2 separate regions of the Homo sapiens genome follow, and region 2 is linked to region 1. Evidence: read pairs that join two places in POLR2A ChIA-PET (ENCODE). Cell type or tissue: PC-9. All regions are shown on one strand. Links, peaks and the distances in the headings refer to the core of each region. The heading gives the core; the rest is flanking DNA.

Region 1 (5,000 bases), core at 1-5,000:
ATGAGCAACAAAAATGGGTAGTACAGGCCATATGAAGTCCCATACTCAAGAAGCCCCTAGTCCTAAGAAGGAGATTTTTAAAAAGTCCTAAAAGTCTACATTACAGGGCATGATGGAATAAACATTATTCAAGAGCATAAAGAGGTTGTGGTTTAAAGAAGGGAGCAATCACATTAGGGGATGTCAAGGGATGCCATATGAGGAAGAAACCACTGCGAAGTGCTTGGAACAGCAGGATTTCACCAGGTCCAGATGGAATGAGCGAATTCCGAATAAGACACAGCCTGTGCAAAGGCACGAAAGCAGACATGCACGGCACATGCTTCAGGAAGAGGAAGTACGCCGGTCTGGCCAGACCAGATCAAACTAAGAAAGCAGCATGAAATACGAAATAAGGTGTGAGAGACAGGGTAGACTTTTTTTCTAACCTGGGGAAATTTGAATACGGACTGTATATTACACATCACTGTATCCATGTTAAATTTCCAGGGTGAGAAAAATGACATGCGTTAATATAAGAAAATATCTTTGTTATTAAATGATACATACACACTGATATGTCTAGGGTTAAAAATATCATCATAAGCCGGGCGTGGTGGCTCACGCCTATAATCCCAGCACTTTGGGAGGCCGAAGCGGGCAGATCACGAGGTCTGGAGTTCAAGACCAGCCTGGCCAACATGGTGAAACCTTGTCTCTACTATAAATACAAAAAAATTAGCCGGGCGTGGTGGTGCATGCACCTGTAATCCCAGCTACTCAGGAGGCTGAGGCAGGAGAATCACTTGGAGGCGGAGTTTGCAGTAAGCTGAGATCGTGCCACTGCACTCCAGCCTGGGCAACAGAGCAAGACTCTGTCTCAGAAAGAAAAAAAAAATCATTATATCTGCATGTTACTTTCAAATGGCTCAAGAAAAAAGTATGTGTCTGTATATGTATGTATGTGTGTACACAGAGATACAGAAGAAATGTAACAAATGTTAACTGGTAAATACACTCACTTTCTCTGTATGTTAAAAAATCTGCAAATAAAAAGGTAGGAAGAAAAACATTTTTAAAACATAAAATGGAACCAAGGCCAGGTGGTGTTGGGGAGACTGTGCTTAATTCAGTAAGCAAAGATGGGAGTACAACATCAAGGTAGTGGAGAATGAAGAGAAAAGAAGCAGGAATACAAGCAAAAATTTACAATTTGAAATACTGAAGGGAGTCCTCTGATTTAACAGTGTTACATGACAGGTAACTTTACTCATAATTTTTATCTCTTCCAGTGGAAAAAGGCAAATCTTAGGCTATATTGTCACCCAAAACCTCATGCTGTGGACTGAACTGTGTGCCCCCAAAATTCAAATGATGAAGCCCTAACTCTCCAACATATTTCAAGATAGGGCCTATAAGGATGCAATTAAGGGCCGAGCATGGTGGCTCACACCTGTAATCCCAGCACTTTGGGAGGCCAAGGTAGGAGGACAGCTTGAGCCCAGGGGTTTGGGACCAGCCTGGGCAACAAAGTGAGCGCCCATCTCTACAAAAAAAATTTTTCTTAATTAGCTGGGCCAGTTGGTACTCAGCTACAGTCCTACCTACTTGGGGGGGCCTGAGGTAAGAGGATTACTCAAGCTCAGGAGTTGGAGGCTGCAGTGAGCTATAATCCTACCACCACACTCTAGCCTCAGAGACAAAGCAAGACTCAAGCTTTTTTTTTTTTTTTTTTTTTTTTTTTTTTTTTAGAAAAAGGAGGTAACTGGGTATGGTGGCTCGTGCCTATAATCCCAGCACTCTGGAAGGCCCAGGCAGGCGAGTTTAAGTTCAGGAGTTCGAGTTCAGGCAAGTTCAAGTTCAGGCGAGTTCAAGGTCAGGAGTTCGAGACCAGCCTGGCAAACATGGTGAAACCCCGTCTCTACTAAAAAATACAAAAATCAGCTGGGCGTGGTGGCACACACCTGTAATCCCAGCTACTTGGGAGGCTGAGGTAGGAGAATCACTTAAACCCGGGAGGCAGAGGTTGCAGTGAGCTGAGATCACACCACTGCATTCCAGCCTGGGTGACAGAGCGAGACCCCCGTCTCAAAAAAAAAAAAAAAAAAAAAAAAAGGAGGCAATTAAGGTTAAATGAGGTCATGATGGCGGGACCCTAAAATTAGAGGATTAGTGTCCTCATAAGAGAAGCCAGAGAGCTGGGTACACACACAGAAGAGGTCATATAAGCACATAGTGAGATGGCAGCCATCTACAAGCCAGGAAGAGAGCCCCAACCAGAACCCGGCCTCTAAAACTGTGAAAAAATTAATTTCTGTTGTTTAACTCACTCGGTCTACAGCATTTTGTTATGGCAGCCAGAGCTGACAAACACAGATTATCAGTTTATTTTGAGGGAAAAAAATAATTTCTAATGTTAGGGAATATTTTTACATTGAAAATGCGGTCGGGCGCGGTGGCTCATGCCTGTAATCCCAGCACTTTGGGTGGCCGAGGCAGGCAGATCACTGGAGGTCAGGAGTTCGAGACCAGCCTGGCCAACATGGTGAAACCCCGTCTCTACTAAAAATACAAAAAAAAAAAACTTTAGCTGGGCATGGCGGCGAGCGCCTGTTAGTCCCAGCTACTTGGGACACTGAGGCACAAGAATCGCTTGAACCCAGGAGGCAGAGGTTGCAGTGAGCCGAGATTACACCACTTCACTCCAGCCTGGGTGACAGAACAAGACGCTGTCTCAAGAAAAAGAAAAAAAGAAAAATGCATATATTACAGAAGTAGTCAATGCTACTATACCTTGAATACTATTAAAGTGTATCACCATTGCTTAGTTTCTAGGGATAACATCTGCTCAGAGCAAATCTCAATGGGTGATCTCTTTAAAGAACAATCAATACCCAGGCAGCTACTTAGAAAGTCTGGGCCATAAACGTTTAAGAGATTTACTGGAAAAATTACTAGCTTTAGAGTCAAATATTAATAAGTAGACTTAAGGACCTACTTGGCCATTTAGGGAGCTGTGTAACCTTAGACAAAACACTAGAACTCCTTTGGTCTCAATTTCCTCCTCTGTAAACTGAGGGTTGCTCTGAGGACTGAAAGAAATAACAGTTTCATTCAACAAATATTTGAGTGCCTACTAGGTGAAAATGAACTGAAACGCCTACACAGGCCAGGCAGTGACATGAGGAGTGAGTGATTGCAGCAGGCTGAGTGCAGGGTGACAAATGGCACTGGCAGGGAACCCTGGAGGCAGGGACAGAAGAGGGATAAGGTGCTCAGGCAGATGGGCCACCACCACCCAGCCACAGAGGAATGGTAGCACAGCTTTACCAGGCCTTCTACCCTTTCAAGAAAAGTTAAAAATATAAGTCTCCCAAATATAAACTCATTTGAACTCAAAATGTAAAATTAAAACATTCTGCAGGCACAAGCATACACACACCCACAAATCTACAGGCTGAAACCAGCTTTATGCCAGCAGTTTGTGACCTATAGTTTGTATCTATAAAGCAATCAACACAACGGCTAGTGTTATCTCTATCTTTTAAACCAACATCTTTATCCTTTAAAATAATCGTTCCTTAGACCTAGAAAGTTACAGGGTCAGATAGCATTTAGGGGTCTAAACTATTCTTCACTGAAGAACTGCAGATGAACAGGTATTCTTTGGTACTGCAAAGTAGGACACTCTAATAGAGAAGAGGTTTAAACAAAAGCCATTCAGCTGAGACTGCAGGACAATGCAGCTATTCACTTCTACACAGGCTCTCACTGGTCTCGCACTGCCTCTCCCTGCTGACCCCTCAGGCTCACCACAGAAAGGCACCACAATGTGTCAGGCCATGAAGACTGCAAAAAGACAAGAGCCCCATACATGCAGCACGCTCTGCCAGGTCTTATATGTATGCTTTACAGAATCTAAGGTCTCCAACGTCTGACCATGTTGTTCCTTCCTTCCTCATAGTCACTGCACACTGGAGGGTGTAGAGGCTGGCAAGGTTAGTCACCTGCCCAATGCCCACAGATCAGGAATGGCAGGCTGGAGCACCTCTCTGGGGGCAAGTCAACATCCTTCTCACCAGCACACTGCACCTTAATGTGGATGCCAAAATAAAGGCTTCCTGCAAAGCAAAAAACTCAAAGGAAGGCTTCCGCCCTAGGGTGGGGGACAGGGAAGCAGTCTATAAACTGATGAGACCCTAAATCCACCCTGTCCTCCTAGAACCCAGCACAGCCCCACAGCCAGTGCCTTGGAGCGTGGGTACCCCAGCACCCCAGCACAGCTGTGCCCAAGAGCCCACCCCTGGCTCCCAGGCTGCAACTGTGGCAGGGCCGCATGGAAGCTCTGTCAAGCCAGCAGCAGAGGTGCTCCTCCCTCCTCCTGAGCTCTGTCCAGCTGGAGACAGCATGGAATTAGCAATGGTCATATGTTTCAAGATGTTTTAGGCTTTGAACCAAACTCAACAAGAGGGCCAGCAGTCAGCATGGGGAGTCCCACTGGATGCAACCCTCTGCCAGCCTGCCTGCAAAAGGGCAGGTGAGGTGCTGTGAAGATGAAATCAAAAGTCTTCAGGCAGAACTCAGGCTTTTCTTATCTAGTCAAGGGAATTCTTATTGTTAGGATGCCTCGGACCACTGGCTGCCTCTGTTACAGCCACTGCCCTGTCCTCATCAACAAGCACAGACTTCGTACTGAAATCCCCACCTCCAGGAAGAAAAGCTTCCCTCAGCTCAGGAGGTACATCCTTAGTGTACAGCCATCACACAATTCTGTCCCTTCCCAGCAGCTGGGTCACACAGGGGCACGGAATGCAACTCTCCAACAATGAAACATGAGGGGAATCTGTGGGAAAGCTTCTAGAAAACATTTCTCTGCTCTTGGAAAAAGACATTCAGGGAAAAGTGAACACTGGCTGGGTATCTGATGATAGGAGAGAACTGCTGATTCTCGGGACATAGGAGGTGACAATGGTATTAAGGTTATGTTTTTGAAGAAAAAAAGTCTATCTTTTAAAATATTT
Region 2 (11,488 bases), core at 3,560-8,559, 110 kb after region 1:
CCTACTGTACCCCAGCCTCAGCGACAGAGTGAGAACCTGTATCAAAAAAAAAAGAAGAAAAAAGAAACCATTCTGTAATACAAGGGCATGAAGATTTACAACCATGTTTTCTTCTAAGAGTTGTTTTTTTCTTTTTTAATAGAGATGGCATCTCACTATGTTGCCCAGGCTGATCTTGAATTCCTGGGCTCAAGCGATCCTCCCACCTTGGCCTCCAAAGTGCTGGGATTACAGGTATGACCCACTAGGCTCAGCCTGAGTTTTATTGTTTCAGATCTTACATTTAGGTCTATGATGAATTCTGAATTTATATATATATAAGTGAGGTAAGGGTCCAAATTCCTTTTTTTGTTGTGTGGACCTGTACCACCATCATTTGTTGAAAAAGATTATTCTTTCTCCACCTAATTGTCCTTGCACTTTGTTGAAAATCAATTGACCATAAACAGAAGGGTTTAGTTCTGGATTCTCATTCTATGCCATTGATCTATATGTCTATCTTTATGCCAGTATCAGATTGTCTCAATTATTGTAACTTTGTAGTAAGTTATGAAAGTCCTCCAACTTTTTTTCAAGATTGTTTTGGCAATTCTGGGTCCCTTGCATTTCTACATGAGTTTTAAGATCAGCTTGTCAATTTCTGCAAACTAGGCAACTGGGTTTTTTTGTTGTTTGTTTGTTTGTTTATGAGACGGAGTCTCACTCTGTCACCCAGGCTGGAGAGCAGTGGCGTGATCTCGGCTTACTGCAAACTTTGCCTCCCAGGTTCAAGCAATCCTCCTGCCTCAGCCTCCCAACCAGCTGGGATTACAGGCGTGCACCACCACGCTCAGCTAATTTTTGTATTTTTAGTAGAGATGGGGTTTCAGCATGTTGTTGTTCAGGCTGGTCTCAAACTCTTGACCTCACACCTGCCTCAGCCTCCCAAAGTGCTGGGATTATAGGCATGAGCCACCACACCTGGCCTGGAATTTTAATAGGGATTGTGCTAAATCTATATGGGGAATATTACCATCATAACAATATTAAGTCTTCCAATCCCTGAACATAGAGTATCTTTCCATTTATTTAGATCTTTCAATGATGTTTTATAGTTCAGAATGTAAGTTCCGGCCAGGCACAGTGGCTCACGCCTGTAATCCCAGCACTTTGGGAGGTCGAGGCAGGTGGATCACTTGAATTCAGGAGTTTGAGACCAACCTGGGCAACATGGAGAAACCTAGTCTCTAAAAAAAACAAAAATTAGCCAGGCGTGGTGGTATACACCTGTGGTACCAACTACTCAGGAGGCTAAGGTGGAAGGATCACTTGAGCCCAGGAGGTAGAGGTTGCAGTGAGCTGATACTATGCCACTGCACTCCAGCGTGGGCGACGAGTGAGACCCTGTCTCAAAAAAAAAAAAAAGAATCTAAGTTCTGCATTTCTTTTGTTAACTTTATTCCCAAATGTTTTATTCTTTTTGACGCTACTGTGAATGGAATTGTTCCCTTGGTTTCACTTTTGAATTATTCATTGTAAATGTGTAACAATAAAATTAATTTCTGTATATTGATCCCGTATTCTGCAACTTTGAGGAGCTCATAACAGTTTTATAGTGCATTCCTTAGGATGTTTTATATACAAGATCATACCATCTGCAAATAGAGATTATCTTACTTCCTTTCCAATATGAACGCCTTTTCTTTCTTTTTCTTCCCTAATTGTCCCGGCTAGAACCTCCAATACAATGTTAAAGCTAAGTGTCAAAGAGACTATACATGTTTTGGTCAAGCGCAGTGGCTCACACCTATAATCCCAGCACTTTGGGAGGCCAAGGTGGGTGGATCACGTAAGCTCAGGAGTTCGAGACCAGCCTGGGCAACATAGTAAAACTCCGTCTATATAAACAATATCTATATATATATAAATTTTAAAAAATTAAAGACTATATGTCTTGTTCCTAATCTTAGGACAGCATTCTGTCTTTCATCATTAAGTATGATATTAGCTGTAGGTTTTCAAAGATGGCCTTTATCACACTGAGGAAGTTCCCTTCCATTTCTAATTTGTTGAATGTTTTTTATCATGAAACAATGTTGGATTTAATCAAATGTTTTTCCTGCCACTATTGAGATGATCATGTTGGTCTTGTCTTTTATTCTATTACATGGCATGTTACGTTAATTTACAGACATTAAGCCAACTTTGCATTCCTGGGATAATTCCCACTCGGTCACAGTACAGAATTCTTCCGATATGTTGCTATGTTCAGTTTGCAAGTATTTTGTTGAGGTATTTTACACCTATATCCATAAAGAATACTGTTCTGTAGTTTTCTTGTCTTGTGACATTTTTGCCTGGTTTTGGTATCAGCCTAATAATGTCCTCATAGGATAAACTGGAAAGTAATACCTCTTCTTTATTTTGAAAGAGTGTGTGGAGAATTTATGTTGATTCTTCTTTAAATATTTGGTAGAATCACAAAATGCAAAGTCATCTGGACCTAAGCTTTTTTGGGAGGGGCTTTTTTATTGCTAATTCAATCTCTTTACTTTATTGGTCTATTTAGATTTTCTATTTCTTTGGGAGGTTGAGGCAGGAGAATCACTTGAACCCAGGAGGCAAACGCTGCAGTGAGCCAACATCACATCACTGCACTCCACCCTGAGCAACAGAGCAAGACTCCATCTGAAACAAACAAAAGAGACCTTCTATTTCTTTTTGAGTTAATTTCAGTAGTGTCTTTCAAAGAATGCATATATTTCACATGTGTTATCTAACTTGTTGGCATAAAATGGTTCCTAGTATTTCCTTATAATCTTTTTTAATTTCCATGTAAGGTCAGTAGTGATGTCCCTTCTTTCATTCCTCATTTTATTAATTTATTAATCTAGCTCAAGGTTTGTGCATTTTGTTGATCTTTGCACAGAACCTATTTTTGGTTTGATTTTCCCTACTTTTTTTCCCTCTATTTCATTTATTTCCATTCTAGATTTTATTTATTATATTCCTTCTGCTCACTTTGGATTTAGTGTATTCTTCTTTCATTAGTTTCTTAAGGTGGAAGATTAGGTTATGGATTTGACATCTTTCTTCTTTTTTTAATACAAGCATTTATAGCTATAAATTTCCTTCTGGGAACTGCTTTTGCTGTATCCCCTAGCTTATGATATATTCTTTGTTTTTCGCATGAAGCATAGTAGGCCCTCAATAAACATTCATTGTTGAAAAATGAGTGGCAGGGGTTTTTTTCTTCTTCTTCTTGTTTTTTGAGATGGATTCTCACTCTGCCACCCAGGCTGGAGTACAGTGCACATTTGCGTGATCTGGGCTCACTGCAACCTCCACCTCCTGGGTCCAAGCTATTCTCCTGCCTCAGCCTCCCAAGTAGCTGGGATTACAGGTACCCACCACCATGCCCGGCTAATTTTTTGTATTTTTAGTAGAATGGGGTTTCGCCATGTTGGCCAGGCTGGTCTTGAACTCCTGATCTCAGGTGATCCACCTGCCTTGGCCTCCCAAACTGCTGGGATTACAGGCATGAGCCAGTGCGCCCAGCCCAGGGTTTTTCTGTTTTGTTTTGTTTTTTTCAATTTTGGTAAAACATACATAAGATTTGCCATTTTAACTATTTTAAAACGTACAATTAATTCAGTGGTATAAAGTACATTCACATTGTTTGCAACCATCATCATCATGATATGATATATTTTGCCTTTATCTCAGAGTATTTTCCAATTTTCCTGTGGCTTTCTCTTTGAATCATTGGTGATTTCAGTGTGTGTAGTTTAATTTTCACATATTCTGAATTCCCCAAATTTCCTTCTGTTATTGATATCTAATTTCATTCCATTATGGTCAGAGAACATAGTATGATTTCCATCCGTTAAATTAATTGAGGCTTGTTTTATGGCATAACATATGGTCTATCCTGAAATGTTCCATATGCACTTCAGAACAATGTGTATCCTGCTATTATTGGAAGGGGTGTTCTATAAATGTCTGTCCCTTAATGATTTAAAAGTTTGCCTGCATCTAGACAAGGTTTAAGAAAAAAAATTGTCAATTATTTCAATTTTAAAATATTCATTTTATGCCCCACTTTCTATACTAAGTATTCCATGTGCATGTACAAATGAAAAGCAAGTCTCCCTTCAAAAATAAAAATGTTTCTAGTAACACATGAAGAGTTGGTTTCTAACGGTGAAATCCACTAAAAAGCTAAGCACAAAGGAGCATATATGCTAGCTTGAGAGATTTTCTTTCTTTCATTTTTTTTTTTTTTTTTTTTTTTTTGAGACGGAGTCTCGCTCTGTTATCCAGGCTGGAGTGCAGTGGCACAATCTCGGCTCAATGCAACCTCTACTTCCCAGGTTCAAGCGATTCTCCTGCCTCAGCCTCCCAAGTAGCTGGGATTACAGGCACCCGCCACCAGTCCCAGTTAATTTTTGTATTTTTAGAAGAGACGGGTTTCACCATATTGGCCAGGCTGGTCTTGAACTCCTGACCTCAGGTGATCTGCCCGCCTTGGCCTCCCAAAGTGCTGGCATTACAAGCATGAGCCACCGCGCCCAGCCTGCTTGAGAAATTTTCTAAGAGGTTCCTGAAACAGAAAAATCCCCAGACTTAGGTGAGTAAGAAGAGAAGAGAACAGGCTGGGCACAGTGGCTCACATCTGTAATCCCAGCACTTTGGGAGGCCGAGGCAGGCACATCACAAGGTCAAGAGATCAAGACGATGGAGACCATCCTGGCCAACATGGTGAAACCTCGTCTCTACTAAAAATACAAAAATTAGCTGGGCATGGTGGCACGCACCTGTAATCCCAGCTACTCGGGAGGCTGAGGCAAGAGAATCACTTTGAACACAGGAGGCAGAGGCTGCAGTGAGCTGAGATGGCACCACTGCATTCCAGCCTGGAGGCAGAGCGAGACTCCATCTCAAAAAAAAAAAAAAGAGAGAAGAGGACATCTGATATGTCATTTGATACAGTATGACAGCTGACATGGCCATCCCAAATTTCCCAAGGGAGCTAGGTTATACCCAGTTGAAAAAAAAGAAAACTCTATTAAGTCCTGGGTATTTAATGTGAAGACAGAAGGTGTAAGAAGGATGAGGATTTAAAAAAACAAGAGAAGTCTTTCTGTGTTACTGAATAAAGAAGTCAAGCTATAAAGAATTAATACACCAATAGTTTTAAATTTGGCTTTCATTTCATCAATAAAATAAGTATAGCTACTTCATATTTGAAGCAGTACCTTCCAATGTATTAAGTTATCATACAAATGCTACTTTCTCTATTCCCTACAAAACCTCTGTCAGATTGTAATTATAATGCCTATTTTACAGACAAGAAGAGATTCAGAAGCAAAGTGACTTCTGGGGTCACATAGCAAGTATGAAACAGAACCAGAATTTTGATTCCTTTTTTTTTGTTTTGTTTTGTTTTAGAGAGATGGGGTCTTGCTATGTTGCCCATGCTGGTCTTGAACTCCTGGCCTCAAGTGATTCTCGCACTTTGGCATCCCAAAACACTGGGATTACAGATGTGAGCCACCGCACCTGGCCAGAACCAAGATTTGAACTTCACTTTCTAATTCAAAATCCAGGGCTATTTTCACCAAAATGCAGCTCCTTCTTCTCACCAACAATAGATACACATCTCTGAGTACTTTAGACACACGTATCATTTAGGAAAAAGACCTACAAAGGAAAGATATATCCACCATAATGTTCTCAAAATAAGAGCTGAAAAGCTTGAATATAGAGGAACAACTAGTACCTGGCACAGCACCTCATACTAAGCAAGTGATCCACAAAGAATAAATGAAGAGAAAGAACCATCACATGCATTCCCACAAGCAGCCTTAGGAGAGTAATTCAGCAACATTTAGTTCAGAGAGTTCAGTACATCCCATAGATGCCAATGGCAAGCCAAAAGCATGATCAAAAATAGGAAAAAGAGGAGAAAACTAGGATAACGTAGGGAAAAGAAGACACAGCACAGCAGGAAAAGAGGAGAAACAACAAAATATGCGTAACCATTGGGGGAAACTGGGTGAAGGGTAAACAAGAACTCCCTGTACATTTTTTGCAACTTCTTGTGAATCTATAATTATTTCACAATAGGAAGTTAAAGAAAACAAAAGAAGAAAAAAGTGGAAAGACACATGAAATGGAAAGGCTCTTGGTTCCAGTTTCCTAAGTTCACTGAGTACTTAATGTACCAGGCAATCTGCCAGGCACTGCCCTCAACAAGCTCCATGTTCACTGCAGAGAGAAAGACAAGTAAATAATCTATTCCACCAAGTATATCAAGACGCTTTCCTGCAAGGCTCTACTTTTCCAATTCCTTAGGAAACATGGAAAAAAGAAAGGCTACAACAGTGAAACAAATATAAGGGCACCACTAGGTAAAGCTACACCTTAGGTGTACCTGAGCATGAGAATGCAGGCTTTGCTTATTGTCCCTCACCATCCAAGCATGTTTACCTTGCTTAGGCAAGATTCATACTCCTCAGTATGAATCTGACGGACGAGGAAAACGTGCAGAGTCATGGACAGCCTTCAAAGATAAGGAACCCTGTGCTTGCTAAAGAAAGAGAACTGAAATGAGGGCTTTAGAGATTCATTTATTCATTGACAATTTAGATCTTATTATGTTACTTCAAACCCTTTCAATGCAACTTAAGTGACTTGTCAGCGAAAAATAATGTGGAACATCACCTGAGCAATGACAAAGGCTACTGAAAAGACAATTTCATATACTATCAAATAAGGAATTTTATACACTGCATACAATTTCAAATACTATGAAATACTGTGAAATTTCATACCCTGTCCACCACTATTCAATCATATTTCAAGCTCATACACTTTAAGTCTGTACTTTACTAAGTTTATACCTAACAAAAATTTGCTATATTTCTCAGATAAGCTATATTAGGACACTGCTTTTACTAAAATGAAATTTTTATAGTTATGTTTTATGGATTTACAAAAAAAATTCCAAAAGAAAAGCGCAAAAAGAGAGCTGTGCCTTAACAATGTTAGTATAAACTGGGTTGTACTACATACAGCAGCTCGGTTTCCAAAACGAGTTATGATTGCTTCAATATTTTTCCAACATAAACTTATTCCTATTCAACATTAACATGGTTTTCCTTAAAATATCAAAAAACCTAACCATCACTCTAGTCCTACATTTTCAAAAACGGTCACTTAAGAATGTAATTGAGGCCAGGCACGATGGCTTACACCTGTAATCCCAGCACTTTGGGAGCCTGAGGTGCGTGGATCACTTGAGGCTAGGAATTCGAGACCAGCCTTGCCAACATGGTGAAACCCCATCTCTACTAAAAATACAAAAATTAGCCAGGCATGGTGGTGCACGCCTGTAACCCCAGCTACTCCTGATGCTGAGGCACAAGAATCGCTTGAATTTGGGAAGCAGAGGTTGCACAGTCAAGATCACCCCACTGCACTCCAGCCTGGGTGACAGAACAAGACTCTGTCTCAAAAAAAAAAAAAAAAGAATGTAATTGAATATAATCAAATAAACACTTTAATGCACTGCTGATGAGAATAAAAAGTAGTAATACATAGGACAATTTGGCAACATCTCTTCACCCAACCAGTTCAAAATCTAAGAATGCATCTAAGGAAAAATTTATCAAGTATGCTAAAATGGGGTGGGCACCATGGCTCCTGACAGAGCGAGACTCCATCTCAAAAAAAAAAAAAAAAGTATACCAAACTGAACATATCAAGTTGTTCACTGCAGCTGGTCATCCTTTTTTTTTAATTCTTTTTTCTCTTTCTTTGTTTTGGTCATCCTTTTTTAATGAAATAATCCTAAATGTTAACGAACAGGGAAGTGGGAAATAAATTACAGTACATCCGTACAACAGCATACTATGCAGTTACCAACAATGATGATAAAAAATCTGTTCTTGCCGGGCGCGGTGTCTCAGCCTGTAATCCCAGCACTTTGGGAGGCCAAGACGGGCAGATCATGAGGTCAGGAGATCAAGACCATCCTGGCTAACACGGTGAAACCCCGTCTCTACTAAAAATACAAAAAATTAGCCTGGCATGGTGGCAGGCACCTGCAGTCCCAGCTACTTGGGAGGCTGAGGTGGGAGAATGGCATGAATCCGGGAGGCGGAGCTTGCAGTGATCTGAGATCGCACCACTGCACTCCAGCCTGGGTGATAAAGCGAGACTCCATCTCAAAAAAATATATAAAAAATAAAAAATAAATAAATAAATCTGTTCTTATTGGACTTTAAAGGTATCTGCAATCATTTTAGTGAAAAAAGCAAACTAGAAAACAATTAGAAAAGCAAACTAGGCCGGGAGCGGTGGCTCACGCCGGTAATCCCAGCACTTTGGGAGGCCGAAGCCAGTGGATCACCTGAGGTCAGGAATTTGAGACCAGCCTGGCCAACATGGTGAAACCCCATGTCTACTAAAAATACAAAAATTAGCTGGGCATGGTGGCAGGCACCTGTAATCCCACGTACTTGAGAGACTGAGGCAGGAGAATCACTTGAACCTGGGAGACAGAGGTTGCAGTGAGCCAAGATCACACCACTGCACTCTAGCCTGGGCGACAAGAGCGAAACTCCATCTCAAAAAAAATAAAAAAGCAAACTAGAAAACAAAAATGATGCCATTTTTGTTTATAAAATAAAAACTTTTTTTTATATGCATCTTGCATAGAAAACGTATGGAAGGGAACACACTAAAATGTTAATACTATGTTTTCCCTTTTTTTATTGAGATGGAGTCTTGCTCTGTCACCCAGGCTGGACTGCAGTGATGCAATCTTCGCTCACTGCAACCTTCGCCTCCCAGGTTCAAGCTATTCTCCTGCCTCAGCCTCCTGAGTAGCTGGGATTACAGGTGTGCACTACCATGCCCAGCTAACTTTACATTTTTAGTAGAGACAGGATTTCACCATGTTGGCCAGGCTGGTCTCAAACTCCTGACCTCAAGCGATCCACCCGCCTCCGCCTCCCAAACTGCTGGGATTACAGGCGTGAGCCACCACGCCCAGCCTCTATTCCTATTCTTTCTAGTTAAATCATACTCTATCCAATAAATTCCAGAAAGTTGTTTTTAAAGTTAAATCAAATTGTAATCCTGATATCACAATCATCATCCATTACTACAAGTATTGAAAACTACAGAAAGTTTGGTAGATCACCATATTGGAAAGAAACACACACACACACACACACACACACACACACACACACACACACGCAGAAGCAATTATTCAGTAAATCTTCTGTATCTAGTACCCATCTCTAGAAGGCAGTATTGGTAACATCTACAAGGAAACAAAACTTATTCCTGCCTCGTCCAGTCACAAAATTCTTGCCAAGTCAAAAGAGAAAAGCAAACAAGAAATGAGAAGAGGCCGGGCATGGTGGCTCACGCCTATAATCCCAGCACTTTGGGAGGCCAAGGTGGGTGGATTGCCTGAGGTCAGGAGTTTGAGACCAGCCTGGCCAACATGGCAAAACTCTGTCTCTACTGAAAATAAAAAAATTAGCCGGGCATGGTGGTGGATGCCTGTAATCCCAGCTACTCAAAAGGCTGAGGCAGGAGAATCGCTTGAACCCAGCAGAGGTTGCAGTGAGCCAAGATCTAGCCATTGCACTCCAGCCTGGACAACAAGAGCGAAACTACGTCTCAAAAAAAAAAAAAAAGAGGCCGGGCGCAGTGGCTCACGCCTGTAATCCCAGCACTTTGGGAGGCCGAGGTGGGTGGATCACAAGGTCAGGAGATCAAGACCATCCTGGCTAACATGGTGAAACCCCATCTCTACTAAAAATACAAAAAATTAGCCGGGTGTGGTGGCAGGCGCCCATAGTCCCAGCTACTCGGGAGACTGAGGCAGGAGAATGGCATGAACCCGGGAGGTGGAGGTTGCAGTGAGCCGAGATTGCGCCATTACGCTCCAGCCTGGGTGACAAAGCGAGACTCCAGCTCAAAAAAAAAAAAAAAAAAAAAAAAGAAATGAGAAGAAAAGTGCTCAATTTGCTTTTGATCACTGAACTATAGTCATATTTTAATTCAAAAAATGACACATGACATGTTTCTACGCCATTTTAAAATTACTTTTTTTTTTTTTTTTTTTGAAATGGAGTCTCGCTCTGTCACCATGCTGGAGTGCACTGGTACGATCTTGGCTCACTGCAACTTCCGCCTCCTAGATTCAAGCAATTCTCCTGCCTCAGCCTCCCGAATAGCTGGGACTACAGGCACACACCACCAGGCCCAGCTAATTTTTGTATTTTTAGTAAAGACGAGGTTTCACCATGTTGACCAGGATGGTCTCGATCTCTTGACCTCGTGATCTGCCCACCTCGACCTCCCAAAGTGCTGGGATTACAGGCGTAAGCCACCAAGCCCGGCCTGAAATTACATTTTTTAAACATATTTTTAAAATACATATTGCAGGCCAGGCACAGTGGCTCACACCTGTAATCCCAGCACTTTGGGAGGCCAAGGTGGGAGGATCGCTTGAGCTCATGAGTTTGAGAACAGCCTGGGCAACATAGTGAGACCCCATCTCTACAAAAAATACAAAAATCGGGCCAGGCGCAGTGGGTCACACCTGTAATCCCAGCACTTTGAGAGGCTGAGGTGGGTGGGTCACCTGAGGTCAACAGTTCGAGACCAGCCTGGTCAACATGGTGAAACCCCGTCTCTAGTAAAAATGCAAAAATTAGCTGGGCGTGGTGGCGTGCCCATGTAATCCCAGCTACTCGGGAGGCTGAGGTGGGAGAACTGCTTGAACCCAGGAGGCGGAGGCTGTAGTGAGCCGAGATCACGCCACTGCACTCCAGCCCAGGCAACAGAGCAAGACCCCATCTCAAAACAAATAAAATAAAATAAAATAAATAAATAAAATAAATACAAAAATCAGCCAGGCATGGTAGTATGCACCTGTAGTCCCAGCTACCTGGAAGGCTGAGATGGGAGGATGGTTGGAGCCTGGGAGGCAGAGGTTGCAGTGAGCTGAGATTGTGCCACTGTACTCTAGCCTGGGCGACAGAGCTTTGTCTCAAAAAACAAACAAAAATGTATCTTGTATTGCAGGCTGGATTTCATCAAAACCTCCAACGTGAATAATCTGGGAATATCTATTTATAGCAATGTTAAGGCACGTAACTTTTAACCCAAAATGTCAACTTCTGGGAATTTATTCATATATGTGCAAAAATAATATATTATAGAATTATTCTTTGCAGCATTGTTTATAAAAGCAAAAGATTAGATAAAACTAAATGTTCATCAATAGAGGACTCAGGAAATCATGATATGCCATGCAACAGCATACTATTTAGTCATACAACTCATTTAAAAAAAAAAAGGAGGAAGTCTTCAATGTACTCACATAGAATGATTTCCAAGATACATGAAGTTTAAAAAAAGTAAAATGCGCTGGACGCGGTGGCTCATGCCTGTAAACCCAACACTTTGAGAGGCCGAG

The links. ChIA-PET counts read pairs that join two places held together with the same protein. Peaks named below come from ENCODE experiments on the same cell type or tissue, not always from the same donor. Only the 100,000 strongest peaks of a DNase experiment are listed, where the experiment ranks them.
Region 2: POLR2A ChIA-PET joins it to region 1 with 8 read pairs; 4 of 35 experiments call an interaction of 5 or more read pairs at or near these places.

What each region holds. Positions count from the first base shown.
Region 1 is chr2:121,516,163-121,521,162 of GRCh38, forward strand. All of the region lies in intron 6 of CLASP1 (cytoplasmic linker associated protein 1), which reads right to left. Among named protein-coding and RNA genes, the nearest start is that of CLASP1-AS1, 12 kb to the right of the region's middle. In PC-9, for the core only: no CTCF peak of the experiment used is centred there; no DNase peak of the experiment used is centred there; H3K27ac peaks cover 649 bases.
Region 2 is chr2:121,621,178-121,632,665 of GRCh38, forward strand. All of the region lies in intron 1 of CLASP1 (cytoplasmic linker associated protein 1), which reads right to left. Among named protein-coding and RNA genes, the nearest start is that of CLASP1, 23 kb to the right of the region's middle. In PC-9, for the core only: no CTCF peak of the experiment used is centred there; no DNase peak of the experiment used is centred there.